Linked DNA regions of Homo sapiens: all the other regions are linked to region 1. A link is a contact called in ENCODE Hi-C or POLR2A ChIA-PET data. All regions are on one chromosome and are shown on one strand. The core of a region is the stretch at or near the end of the contact, and the rest is flanking DNA. Distances in the headings are between cores, read along the strand shown.

Region 1 (2,529 bases), core at 12-2,511:
TTCTGAACTTTACACAGAGCCTAATTTGTGACTTTTCCACTTTCTCTGAGAGGTAATAAGGAAATTTTGAACTTATAAAACTTTACTAAATCTCCACATTAATAATCTAAACTCAACGAGGGTAGTAGAGCAACCTTTACTTTGAGGTTTTTTTTTTAGGAAAATTGCTAAATTTCATTGTGAGATTAATCAATACATAACAGCTCACAAACGTGGCATGTCGATAAGGGGACAACTTAAAAGTTAAGAAAATGATGACCAGCTAATGACAGCTATGCAAGATGGTAAAAAACAGAACAGAGAAAAAATGGAAGGTTGAAAAGGAAAATGTAGCAGGACAAGCCGGAGGAAACTTGGGCGTGAGGAACAAGTCATCAAGGCAATTGGAAATTTCTGTGGATATGACAATGATGTCAGGAAACTTTCGGGTGGGGCAGAAACTTGAGTGACAGATGTTGTTCAAAAACAATGTGATTCATGATCTTATTTACAGCAGGAAGAATCAGAGTTCCAGCTATTCCTAACAGCGACACTGCGGAGCTTAGGAGGAGAACTCCTTAGGGGATGTATCAGGTTTAAAACCACAACCCTCATTTTTCTTATCTATGGCTCTTACATGGGCTGGGAATTCTGAAACCTGGGAGAGGCGGTGATCAAAAACCTGGAGGTTAGAAGATTCCAAGTCATTCATTAAAGTCCCGATGCGGCCGGCCCCCAAGATCTCAAAAGGAAATATTGCCGAGTTCCGTTTCCCAGAGCATCTATTTCCCCTCGAGTATTGCAGATGTAATCATAAACACAAGCCAGTTACAGCCACAACTTCATGCTTTAGCGAGAACCCAGTGGCTCCTGCAAAGTCCTTACGCTGCTAGAAACCCCGCCCCCGTTCGTAACTATGGGAACGGCTGACACGCTGAGAGCCGGAGATAACCCTGTTCCGCCCCCTCCCTGACAGATACTGTTTCCCACTGTCTGTCCACATGGGCGCACCGCCTCACTATTGGCCAGGGCTCCAGGACTGTGCCTGGCCTCAGCCAGTAAACGGCCTGTGCACGTGCACGCCGGAGCCTCCCGATTGGCCAACACTCCCTGATCACGCACGGCCTTCCTGCGCCCACCCACGCGTGGGAGCGCCAATGAAATGACTCAGTGACCATCTACAACAAATCAGCAAGAAGCAGGGCTCGCAGCTGACCAATGGCCGCCCGCCGGGGGTGGGCTGTCCCGGCCCTTTTCCAGGCCCAACTGGGTTTGTTAAAGCGACAGGCCTCTCGGCGAGCCGGTGCCCCATCGGGTACCGCACGGCTGCCGCGGCGGCCTTACCCTGCCGCGAGCGCCTGTGACAGCGGCGCCGCTGTGCTCGCGACCCCGGCTCCGGGCCTCTGCCGACCTCAGGGGCAGGAAAGAGTCGCCCGGCGGGATGGGCGGGGAGGCTGGGTGCGCGGCGGCCGTGGGTGCCGAGGGCCGCGTGAAGAGCCTGGGTCTGGTGTTCGAGGACGAGCGCAAGGGCTGCTATTCCAGCGGCGAGACAGTGGCCGGGCACGTGCTGCTGGAGGCGTCCGAGCCGGTGGCCCTGCGCGCGCTGCGCCTGGAGGCCCAGGGGCGCGCCACCGCCGCCTGGGGCCCGAGCACCTGCCCCCGCGCCTCGGCCAGCACCGCGGCCCTGGCTGTCTTCTCGGAGGTGGAGTACCTGAACGTGCGCCTCAGCCTGCGGGAGCCCCCGGCCGGTAAGCGCAGGCGAGCGCCTGGGGTTCCCCCGCCAGGCTGCGGGGCCGGGGAGGGGCTGGGAGGCCGCGCACCCTCGGGATGCCCACCTGGCAGGTGAGATCAGGGCGGGCTTCCGGGGGTGGGGTCCGGCCTACCCTCGCGGGTAAGGAGAGACCGCAAGTCCTGGGTGCGCAGCTCTTCCTGGCGCCCCGCCCCTGGCCCGCCGGGCCTGACCGGGACCAGTGGCTCGGGATTTTCTAGGACCGCGACGGGAGGGGGCCATTGGGTGCGGTGGGAACCTGTGATTGGACAATGGGGGATCCAGAAATCTAGGTCCTGTTCCTTCTGGTCCAAGAAAGGGACGGTGGAACCGGCGGCTATGAGGTTCCATTCTGCGGTGCCCGTGTCCTATGGCCTCCACTCCTCCCTATCCTGCATACGTTCTTGGTTCATGATGAATTAGCAGAAATTTGGTTTGGGGAATAGGGAAGTAGTTTCTGAGGGGTAGGAGTTCAAAGGAAGTGTTTTCCAGACTTGATCATCATGCTTGGTTTCCCTCTTCTGGGGAGCAGGGCAACTTAGTAAGAGTTGTACCTCTACCTGATACTGCTGCTGTTTCCTCCGCATCCTCTTCCTCCCCATCCTCCTCCTCCCCTCCTACCCGCTTCTTCCCCTCTCCCCCACTTCTCTCCACTCAAAATGCCTTTAGAGACAAGAGCATCAGGGCGTGTCGGGATTTCCCTTCCTGCTCACTTTGGTGAAGTCCAGTTCACAGTGTAGACTTTTCCAGAAGTACCCATGTGGGGACACACTACATGAGCG
Region 2 (2,529 bases), core at 19-2,518, 2.0 Mb after region 1:
GAGGAGGGCGGGGGAGTGCGCGAGTGAGGAGGGCGGGGGAGTGCGCGAGTGAGGAGGGCGGGGTGCGCGAGTGAGGAGGGCGGGGGAGTGCGCGAGTGAGGAGGGCGGGGGAGTGCGCGAGTGAGGAGGGCGGGGTGCGCGAGTGAGGAGGGCGGGGGAGTGCGCGAGTGAGGAGGGCGGGGGAGTGCGCGAGTGAGGAGGGCGGGGTGCGCGAGAGAGGAGGGCGGGGTGCGCGAGTGAGGAGGGCGGGGGAGTGCGCGAGTGAGGAGGGCGGGGTGCGCGAGAGAGGAGGGCGGGGTGCGCGAGTGAGGAGGGCGGGGGAGTGCGCGAGTGAGGAGGGCGGGGTGCGCGAGTGAGGAGGGCGGGGGAGTGCGCGAGTGAGGAGGGCGGGGTGCGCGAGTGAGGAGGGCGGGGTGCGCGAGTGAGGAGGGCGGGGGAGTGCGCGAGTGAGGAGGGCGGGGGAGTGCGCGAGTGAGGAGGGCGGGGGAGTGCGCGAGTGAGGAGGGCGGGGGAGTGCGCGAGTGAGGAGGGAGGGGTGCGCGAGTGAGGAGGGCGGGGGAGTGCGCGAGTGAGGAGGGCGGGGTGCGCGAGTGAGGAGGGCGGGGTGCGCGAGAGAGGAGGGCGGGGTGCGCGAGTGAGGAGGGCGGGGGAGTGCGCGAGTGAGGAGGGCGGGGTGCGCGAGAGAGGAGGGCGGGGTGCGCGAGTGAGGAGGGCGGGGGAGTGCGCGAGTGAGGAGGGCGGGGTGCGCGAGTGAGGAGGGCGGGGGAGTGCGCGAGTGAGGAGGGCGGGGGAGTGCGCGAGTGAGGAGGGCGGGGGAGTGCGCGAGTGAGGAGGGCGGGGGAGTGCGCGAGTGAGGAGGGAGGGGTGCGCGAGTGAGGAGGGCGGGGGAGTGCGCGAGTGAGGAGGGCGGGGGAGTGCGCGAGTGAGGAGGGCGGGGGAGTGCGCGAGTGAGGAGGGCGGGGGAGTGCGCGAGTGAGGAGGGCGGGGTGCGCGAGTGAGGAGGGCGGGGTGCGCGAGTGAGGAGGGCGGGGTGCGCGAGTGAGGAGGGCGGGGTGCGCGAGTGAGGAGGGCGGGGGAGTGCGCGAGTGAGGAGGGCGGGGGAGTGCGCGAGTGAGGAGGGCGGGGGAGTGCGCGAGTGAGGAGGGCGGGGTGCGCGAGTGAGGAGGGCGGGGTGCGCGAGTGAGGAGGGCGGGGTGCGCGAGTGAGGAGGGCGGGGTGCGCGAGCGAGGGCGTCCGGCCGGCAGGTGGCACTGTGGCGTCGCCGTGGGCCGAGCCTGGCGAAGCGCTGCTCGCCCGAGATCGCGCAGCTTGGTGAGTGGCAGCGCCTGGCTTTATACTCGCGTCTCGGACACCGATGGTCATCTTCCCACGTCCGTGACTCAGTGGCCTTCCAATGCAGGCTGCGGCCTCTCAGCCCAGAAGGCCCTGGGTTCTGGTACAGGCCTTCCTTGTGGCAGACGGAAGGAAGGCTGACAAAGGGAGTTCACCGGGTTTGCCTGACTTGCCACGCTCTTCTCTCTCCGTGCCAACTTTAACCTGGGAAGCCACACATACCTCTAGGGCCTCTGATATCTTCAGTGTCCCCAAGGCCCATGCTGCTCAGAGCCTCACGTGGCCGCAAACCCAGGTGCCAGTACTTGAGAGTTGCACCTTGAGCGGGAACTGCAGAGGGTTTTAATGGCACCAGCTCCAAACATTTCGCCCACAGCGTCTGCAGTCCTCCACTGCGGAAGGCAGAATAAACGCCCCAAGGGTGTCCACATCCTACTCCCCAGAGCCTGTGAATTTGTCCCCTTACATGGCAAAAGGGAATTACAGTTGCGGATGGAATTAAGGTAGATTAATTGCACACACAGACAGAAACACGCATTTTTGTGTGTTTTGTTCACTGTCGTATCCCTAGCACTTAGGAAAGTTGCCTTACACACAGTAAGTGCTCAGTTAATCTTTATTGACTCAAGGAACTCACAGTTTAGTAATCCGATTTATTCCTCAAAATTCCCTAAAACTAGGGGATTATATTCTCCATCTGACAGAAGAAAAGGCTGAGGATGGGGAGCTTAATGGGTAAGGAGATTAGCCTGGGTCACCCAGGTGGGCCCAATGCAATCACCTGTCCTTATAAGGAAGAGAGGCGAGAGAAAGAAAGAGAGAGAACAGAGAACAGAGAAGGCCGACAGCACCAGGAGGTCTCAGCCCGGTTTTTCTGGCTTTGGGGATGGAGGACGGGCCACGGAACAGGGCGGCCTCTGCCTAGCAGCTGGAAAAGGTAAGGGACTAGGTTCTCCCAACGAACCTCCGGAAAGAAACGCAGCCCTGCCAGCAGCTTCATTTCAGCTCAGTGAGACCTCTTTTTACTCTTTCGACCTCCAGGACTGTAAGATCATAAACGTGTGTTGTTGGAAGCCAGCAAGTTTGTGGTAATTTGTCACAGCAGTCGTGGGCCCACTAAGACACCTGTCGTGGGCCTCGTGTCCAGAGGCCTCAGCTGAAATGCACTGGGGGCCTGGTGGTGTGTGTTAGGTCCAC
Region 3 (2,529 bases), core at 17-2,516, 1.6 Mb before region 1:
GAGGTAGAATATGGCTTGGGTTTGGTTCTTGTGACCTGTACTAGTATTATTTCCCATTTGGGGCAGAATCTCTGGGTGCGTTTTAATGACTATATGAATGCTTAAAAGGAACTTGAGGAACAATGAAGTCCGTACTCAACTGTTCTATGACCTAGAAGCATAGTCGGTGAAGTCTTTGTCTGTGTACATTGACAAATGTGCATCTGATACATGTGCGCTTACATGTGTGTACAGAGGGTGTGCACAGGGGAGGCTGGGCGGCTGCCTCCTCCTGTCCATCAGTGGGCAGAGGTCTTTCCCCTCTCACCATGACTGGGTGTGTGGCAGGATGTTGGCTGGAGAGTTAGCTAAAACCAGCGAGAGAGGGTAAAGTTGAGGAAAATTGATTCTAATTGCATCATGACAATCAGATGAAGTCTATTTCTGCTTCTCAGCATCCGAGATGCTTTATTTGGGCAATTAAAATGTCAGGCCACATACCTGTGAAATGTTAACCCTACAAGGAATAAACAGAAACAGAACGGCCTTTATCCTCTGAAAAGAATATATGTCATATATATATGTCACCAAACCGAACAAGTGATCAGAGTTAATTAAGAGAAGGGTTTGCCATCACCCGGATCTGGCCAACTCTTTCGTTTGGAAAATGCCTACAAGCTCAGTTCGTGGCACCTTCCCACCCTCACTCCCTATCCCTCTGCAAAGAAACCAGGGAACTTTTCTTTGGCATTGTGGGTACTAAGATGCGCCAGGAGTCCCGGGTGGTGCGCGAGCGGCGGAATTCGTGACATCGCCAAGTTGCGAGAGGCAAACTCCCCGATTCCATCCAAAGCCTCTCGCGGAGCCTTTAAGAGACGTTGTGTGTGCGCGCTGCGCTAGTCTCCCCGCCGGGGCGGAAACCTCGGGTGCGGGATGTGGGGAGAGCAGAGGCAGCGCTCGCAGGGCCAGCACGGGCCCATCCCCCTCTCGGCGGCGGCGGCGGCGGCGGCGCGGCCACCCCGTCCCCGCCCCCCCAACCCCCGGTCCCCCGCGTGCCCCGCGCCGCGCCGGCGACGCCGCTCGCGCTAGGACCGGGCTGCGCCCGCGGCCGCCATGGCGGGGCCGCCGCAGTCCGGCCAATGACGGCGAGGGGGCGGCGCGCGCGCGCCTGGCCAGGCCAACCCCGGCTGCTGCCTTATAAGGCGCGCCGTCGCCATGGCAACGTGCGCTAAGTTGCAGCAGTCGTGTCAAAGTTCACTATATAGAGAGCTCAGTGAGCTGATCGCGGAGAAGCCACTTCTGCCAGCCCCGGCGCCTATAAATCGCATTCCCTCCCGCGCCCCCCTTTTTAGCATATTTGATCACTTTGATTCTCTGTTCTTTTCTCTCCGCGGTGTGTGTGTGCGTGCGCGCGTGTGTGTTTTCTTCTTCTCCTCCTCCTCTCCCCGAGTTGCCTCCTTTCTCCGGGTGCCGTACTGCCTTTTTTCCCCTCTTTCATTCTTTCTCTCCGTCTTTTTCTCCCCCCTCTGCGCACGAAGGATGTGCTTCTAGGTGGTGATCTGCCCTCCTCTCTCTCTTTTATCATTTCTCCCCCGCCGCCGGCGAGTTGACTCTTTCCCTATGTGTGTGAGGCGGCGGCGGCAGCAGCAGCAGCAGCGGCTCCGGCGGCGGCAGCAGCGGCAGCAGCGACTTCAGCGGCGGCGGCGGCGCTAGACGCAGCGGCTCCGGGCCCGACCCGGCGGCTTCGGCGGCGGCTCCGGCGGCAGCGGCGGCCCGGGCGGCCCGCAGGGAACGGCGAGCGGCCTCCACCCAGCGACTGCGGGCGGCGGCGGCCGGAGAGAGCGAGGCGCGCGCCGGACGCCCGGGGCAGGCGGCGGCGGCGGCGGCCCAGCGCCAGGACGACGCCGCGCAGCGCCCGACGCGGACCACTTTCATGCTGATTCCCCCGGACCCGGGCAGCGCTCCGGCCACTCCGCGGGCCGCCGGCCTCCGCCCCGGCCTGCCTGGCTCCCTGGGCGCGCCCGCACCCGGCGCCTCCGATCTCCTAGTCCTCCTGATTTCGATGGCTTTCCTGAATGGCTGACTGTGGGCTGCCCTGGACTTGGCCCCCGGACAGTCGCCTCTCCTCCTCCTCTACCTCCTCCTTCACCACCACCTCCTCTTCCTCCTCCTCCTCCTCCTCCTCCTCCGCCAACTCCTCGGCTGCACACCAGCTCTAAGAGCGAGAGTGAACGAGAGAGGGAGGGAGAGAGTGAGAGCGAGCGAGATCTTTGGAGAGATTTTTTTTTTTGCCTCCTACTTCTGTCTTGAAGCCAGACAATCGACTTCAGCTCTCCCTCCCCTCCCTCTTTCTCCACGTTCTGCTCCCACTCGCTCTCCTGTCCCCTTCCCCTCCCCTCCCGGCGGAAAGCCCCCCGAAACCAACAAAGCTGAGCCGAGAGAAACAAACAAAACAAACACACCGGGCCAGACAAGCCATCGACAAAACTTTGCAAAAGCAAAAACAAAAAAGGAAAAACTAACCAACCTCAACCAACCAGCCCCCGAGCC
Region 4 (2,529 bases), core at 12-2,511, 1.6 Mb before region 1:
GCTCAGGCAGGGAAATACAGGGGCTTATACAACACCAGATAAACTCTATCTCCACCCTATAGTCCCCAGTTCAGCTCCCATTATTTGTAGGATCCACAGAGCTCCTTTTAAAAAAAAGGATTTGAACTTTGTAATAAAAACTACATTAAATAAAGGTTCTGTACCTCCCTTCAAAACAAAGAAACCACACAAATCCTCACTGGACCATGACAGAGATGCTGTATTTTTAAAACCATGTTTGGCATGTAACATTTGTTTTAACTTATAACACCCATCTCTGGGATGGTGCACTTTGAAGACACATTGAAGCAAAGGCTCACCATATAAGTGGGTTAAATTTTCTGTATATTTTATGGTCGTGTGGATATAAGATTGCGGCAAACCTGTTAAGTTATCAACTGGATAAAATAGTGTCAAATGCCCAGTTGCACCTTGGAAAGAGAGGCTGTGTAATTTGCAATTCTTGCCAGTTGCTACTTTCACCGGCGGACAGGTGTACGTGTTGGGGGCTATATTTTGTGGTTATTTAGTCAGCAAAGCCAAAAGCTGTGGGTACAGTGTCCCAGTAGGCTGGAGACTGGCACTGCAGAACCCCTCTAATGCTGGACTGACCAGAATAAATGAATTTTGGTGGAAATCATAATTGGGAAGGGATGACTTTATAGGCACCACCTCATGGGAGACATCTGCACTGGCCGCAGCTGAATGGCCGGAAATACACGGGGCCCGAACTAGTGGCTTCCTAAAGACCACGTCTCATTTATCTTCTCCTTTCTAGGAAAGCAGCTCCCCAGCTTGAGTGACTACTTTAGACTTGGTGAAATTGTGCCTATATATTTTTCTCCTTCTTCTGTTATTTTCCCTTCATCCCAATGCAGCCACTGTGGGATCTGTCGGTCACAGATAATGGTTTTTAACCCGTCAGAAGACCTGTGCGTTGCGGCTTCTCTGAGGGTTTCGATTACGGAAAAAGTCCGGGTGACGTACAATTAGGCTGCCGCAGGCTGGGAGGCTTGGCGGCGTCATTCCAGTTTCTGCAGCGAGGTGGCGCTCCAAGGTACGGCAGCGCGCCCGGGTTTTCGCCACCGAGCGCATCCGCCGCCGCGTCCACGCAGCGAGGCAGCGGCCACCGAGCAATGTTAACTCGGGGTTCCTAAAGCCTCTGAGCGGAAAATCGGGAGCGCTCAGACCCACCTAGGCGGAGCGGTCCGCAGGGTGGGCGAAGGCCTGAGGCCACGACTGGGGAAGGCTGGCGGCGGCGGGGAGCGCTGTGATGGCGAGTTCCGGAGCACACTCCGCGCGCCGCCGCTCGGGGGAAATCTTCGAAATTCCCGGGCGGGGCGGAGGCTGGGGCTGCAGGTCCCCAGGCACGGCGAGCGGCGCGCTGGAGTCAGCCTCGGCCCAGGCACACCGAGCAAGCGCCCAATCCACCACAAGCTCAGAGACGCAGCTTAGGGTTTTTTGTTGTTCTTGTTGTTCTTTTTCAAAGAAAAAAATAAGGAAAATATGTGTTCTATCGTTGTCCCCCAAACTAAAAAAGAAAAGATATATAGTTTTTGGGTTTTCCTTTGCTTTCTTCTTTTCTCTCATTTCCTTTTTCTTCCCTTCCTTTTCCTTTTATTTTCTGTAGTTTTTTTTTCTTACCTCTCCTTTCGCTTTTTTTTTTCTGTATTTTTCCTCCTATTTCTTAGAACTGGTTGTGTGTGTGTGTGTGTGTGTGTGTGTGTGTGTGAGAGAGAGAGAGAGAGAGAGAGCTTGAAAGAGAGAGGGAGAGAGAGAGAGAAAGTGAAAGTATTACCACCGGCTGGTAATACTAGAAGGCTTGGGCAAATGGTAGCAAAATTGGAGAAACTATTTCAATTTATTGAACGGACTTCAGTGCGTACGATTTCGTTTCCATGCTTCTGCTCTTTCTGGGTGTCTCACAAGCTCTGAGTCGAAGATGACTGGGAGAAAATGGCTCTCACTCTGCCACTCCTCATCTGCGGTCGTAGGGGCCCTTTAAAATCATTTTTGAAACAGTGATAGAATAATAGTAATAGTCCCAATGAACAGCGTTTCCTTCTGGCATGAATTTTCTCGTGGTTTTGCAGCCTGGTCGGCGGGACCCGAGGAACGCGGGCGGGCGGCGCGGCTGCTAGGCTGGGGCCCTCCTGTCAGCAGCTGGTTCCATGTGAATCCCCTGACCCGTGAGCTGTCCCCCTCTCTGTGGCCCTGGGTCTCGGGCCTGGGCCCTCGCAGCTGCTGGGATGCTTTGCTGCGACAACACCCTGCCTTCCACATGCAGCCGCTGCACTTCTCCCTTGAGTCGCATTTCCGGCCACCTCACCTTCCTTGAAGTTTTCTAGTATATAAGGAGGAATTTTCGGCCCAATTTAGAAGTCTGCAGAAACTCAGAGGGTCAGGTCATTAGGAATGTTAACGCGGCGACCAAGAATTATAAACATGATCTGAAAGTCTCTTCCAATTCATTTCTTCAAGTATTTATTTGAGCTAAGTGATGAAAAGTGACAGTTGTGAAATAGACAG
Region 5 (2,529 bases), core at 9-2,508, 1.3 Mb after region 1:
CGAAACTATCTTAGAAATACATGACATATACCAACCATGCTGTATACCTGAATAGCTCTTGAAGACCAGATTTAATAGATAACTGATAATTTTTATTATAACTCATACCTTGTTTTAAAACCAATGTTTTTTATTTAATATAACTCTGCTTTCTAGGTTATTCGTCTCTATGAATAATTAAGTCAGCAACTGTAAAAACTACTTCATTATAAAGTTAAAGTTCCTTGACAAGGAGCCTCGCAAACTCATAGACAGGCTTTCCACAGAACAAAAAATATCAGCGGTTGTAGTAGAGGATTATACTTTAAAATCTTCATTTCAGAAGGAAATTTGTCATATTAATGAGACACTTTAAAAAGTGTCTTTTAAAAATGTTTCCGAACTATGCTTCCAAGTATTTTTAACAGCATAAAGCCCTCTTTCATGCTATTTCGCTGACATAATAATTTTCGTCTTGAAGAAATACATATTGACGGCCTACTCAGTCAGGCTAGGAAGTGTCATTGTATTTAACTCTCTAAATTGTTCCTGACCTTTTTAGCAATCTTTACTCAAAATAAACCTTGGGTGTTTGAAGGGCAGAGACTAGGTTACGTCCTCCTCATCTTTGTTATCTACCAGTTCGTAGTGACCCCTTAAATCCGGTGCTTAGACTCACTACTTGCTAAATAACGTTGGCTTCGTTACATAAACCCACTGGCCTGTTTTTCAACGGTCAGACTGGCGCTGTTAGTCCCTGTGTCATGGGATTGCTGTCAAGGGTTCAACGAGATAATCTATAAACAGCTCTTAGAACGAACGCTCAACGTGGGATCATTGTTGTAATCCCTCAACGTGTGCTCTGAATGAGAAGCCGAGTGACTGAATGAATGTATGAATGAAGGAACAGGTCAGTAACTGGCGGTTCCCGAAGTTGGAGCCGACTAAATTACCCCTTCAAGACGCTAAGCAAAAGCCACTCCGTCGACATCAAACCCCACGCCGGAGCCGGAAGCAAGAGTAGAGCCGCGGGCGGGGCCAGCATAGAGGAAGTAGCGCTCTCGGCCAATACACAGATCGCTTGGCAAACGAGCATTTTCCCGCGCCTATCGTGAAAGCGCGAGAACACAGGGGATTATCGCGAGGTTCCGTGCTCCTCTCCCGCTCCCTCTTCCCCAGCTCCCTCTGGCGCGGGTTCCGCTCCACCCCCGGAGCCCCGCCCCCGACGCCCGGCGCTCCGCCCCGCCCTCGCCTGGCTCCCTGCCCCGCCCCGCCCGCCGTCCCCCGCTTGGCTTCCAGCGCCGCTTGCGCTCCGGAGCGCTGGCTCTGCTGGCGCTGAGGTGAGTAGAGCTGTCCGCCTCGTCGGGTGATTCAAGTGGCGAGGCTCTCTGACCCGGCCCCCCGGCGGGGACGCCCCAGACGTGGTCCTGCCAAAGCGTCCGGGTCGCGGCGAGTGGGACAGCGGAGCCGTCCGGGCCTCGGGTGGCCACAGCTGCCGGGTCCTCCTCCCACTCTGCGGCCCGCGGCCCCTGGGACCCGAGAACCCTGATACCGGGTCCGTGAAATCCCTGCTGCTGGGCTCGCTGCTTCCCAACTGTAACGATCTCAGTGGCTGGCTAACTCGGGCGAAACGGCGTGTGTTTTGCCTAAGACTCTGCCAGTGTTTGTTACCACAGCTGAGAAAATAGCCTTTTACAAATGCTTTTAATATGTAGCTTATAGTTCTCTAATCTCCAGCGTTAGGAAATTGGAATGCGTATTCTACTAAATTGAGTACGGGGAGGTCAGTATAAGGGACTCCTTCCTTTCAAAATACTCCTTAATATGTGTGGAATTTTGTTGAGAGGTTTTTGATTTTTTTGTTTTGTTTTTAATAATAAGATAGATTGGTGTTCACCTGTCAGAAAGCTCGTGTGTAAGTGCAGCTGTATACAGCTGATATTAAGTAATACTATTTGCCTTAACTACATAAGAGGTAGTATAACTATACAAGAGGTAGTTTGCTTAACTAGGTAAGATGTAGTCAAGTGAAATGGGGTAAGAAAATTACCTTGTTAAAGGCTGTGTATGGCCCGTGAATGCATACTGCAAAACTGTGAGCATTGTTGATGCTTTATTGCTATTATTGGCAGTTTTAGGATTTCATTTGTTTAGATTTTATCTCCCAAACAGCCTTTGTAGCAATTTTAACAGAGTGTAATGGTGTTTTTGAGGCAGCCAATCCCAGCCAGAACATTCAGAAGGAAAGCCGTCAGGTTACAGGGACTGTCTTATTGAATCTTCCTTCAGTGAGTGTGGTTTTGCATTATAGGGCGGCGGTGCACACGCTTTGTAGTCAGTCCACCTGCGATGGAACTATGGCATGTTACCCTCTGAGAAACTCAGTTTCCTCCTCTACAAAACGGGCTACATAATGTCTATTGCAGTGCATGGTTGTAAAGATTAGACATCCTTGTGGCATGTAGCAAGCTTATAGGCTCTATCCGTGGTCTTGACATAGTTGGATGAAAAATCAACCTTGCAATGTTCTTCCACATGTCATCAGATATT

What was found. Hi-C counts contacts between places; a loop is a spot of excess contacts on that map. ChIA-PET counts read pairs that join two places held with the same protein, here RNA polymerase II (POLR2A). Pooled maps may share reads with other maps.
Region 2: a map of CD8-positive, alpha-beta T cell shows a loop between it and region 1 (18-fold over the local background). The contact joins the enhancer-like site here to the promoter of ARRDC4 in region 1. A Hi-C loop is called at or near these places in 3 of 168 maps with a recorded cell type or tissue (CD8-positive, alpha-beta T cell and naive thymus-derived CD4-positive, alpha-beta T cell) and 9 of 50 pooled maps.
Region 3: a map of gastrocnemius medialis shows a loop between it and region 1 (4-fold over the local background). The contact joins the promoter of NR2F2 here to the promoter of ARRDC4 in region 1. A Hi-C loop is called at or near these places in 3 of 168 maps with a recorded cell type or tissue (K562, Right ventricle myocardium inferior and gastrocnemius medialis) and 8 of 50 pooled maps. POLR2A ChIA-PET finds 5 or more read pairs at or near these places in 1 of 52 experiments (BJ).
Region 4: a map of vagina shows a loop between it and region 1 (14-fold over the local background). The contact joins the enhancer-like site here to the promoter of ARRDC4 in region 1. A Hi-C loop is called at or near these places in 1 of 168 maps with a recorded cell type or tissue (vagina) and 8 of 50 pooled maps. POLR2A ChIA-PET finds 5 or more read pairs at or near these places in 1 of 52 experiments (BJ).
Region 5: a map of CD8-positive, alpha-beta T cell shows a loop between it and region 1 (17-fold over the local background). The contact joins the promoter of LRRC28 here to the promoter of ARRDC4 in region 1. A Hi-C loop is called at or near these places in 2 of 168 maps with a recorded cell type or tissue (CD8-positive, alpha-beta T cell and naive thymus-derived CD4-positive, alpha-beta T cell), 1 of 37 single-sample maps with no recorded cell type and 11 of 50 pooled maps.

Annotation. Positions count from the first base shown.
Region 1 is chr15:97,959,442-97,961,970 of GRCh38, forward strand. ARRDC4 (arrestin domain containing 4) reads left to right here and starts at 1,262. Exons shown (of 8, transcript NM_183376.3): 1 at 1,262-1,727. The coding sequence starts at 1,421.
Region 2 is chr15:99,927,248-99,929,776 of GRCh38, forward strand. No RefSeq gene overlaps it. Among named protein-coding and RNA genes, the nearest start is that of LYSMD4, 200 kb to the left of the region's middle. RefSeq lists an enhancer at 1,117-1,411 and a silencer at 1,133-1,192. Within about 2 kb of position 1,269, at least 29 of the 41 ENCODE cell types and tissues checked have a DNase peak (open chromatin) inside an H3K27ac peak, as active enhancers do.
Region 3 is chr15:96,329,434-96,331,962 of GRCh38, forward strand. NR2F2 (nuclear receptor subfamily 2 group F member 2) reads left to right here and starts at 1,267. Exons shown (of 3, transcript NM_021005.4): 1 at 1,267-2,529. RefSeq lists a silencer at 1,020-1,159.
Region 4 is chr15:96,355,995-96,358,523 of GRCh38, forward strand. All of the region lies in intron 3 of LOC101927263 (a long non-coding RNA gene), which reads left to right. Among named protein-coding and RNA genes, the nearest start is that of SCDAL, 14 kb to the left of the region's middle. RefSeq lists an enhancer at 2,480-2,529. Within about 2 kb of position 1,262, at least 28 of the 41 ENCODE cell types and tissues checked have a DNase peak (open chromatin) inside an H3K27ac peak, as active enhancers do.
Region 5 is chr15:99,250,223-99,252,751 of GRCh38, forward strand. It overlaps LRRC28 (leucine rich repeat containing 28), which reads left to right and starts at 1,259. Exons shown (of 10, transcript NM_144598.5): 1 at 1,259-1,319. It also overlaps a transcript of TTC23 not described here. RefSeq lists an enhancer at 734-783 and a silencer at 1,034-1,573.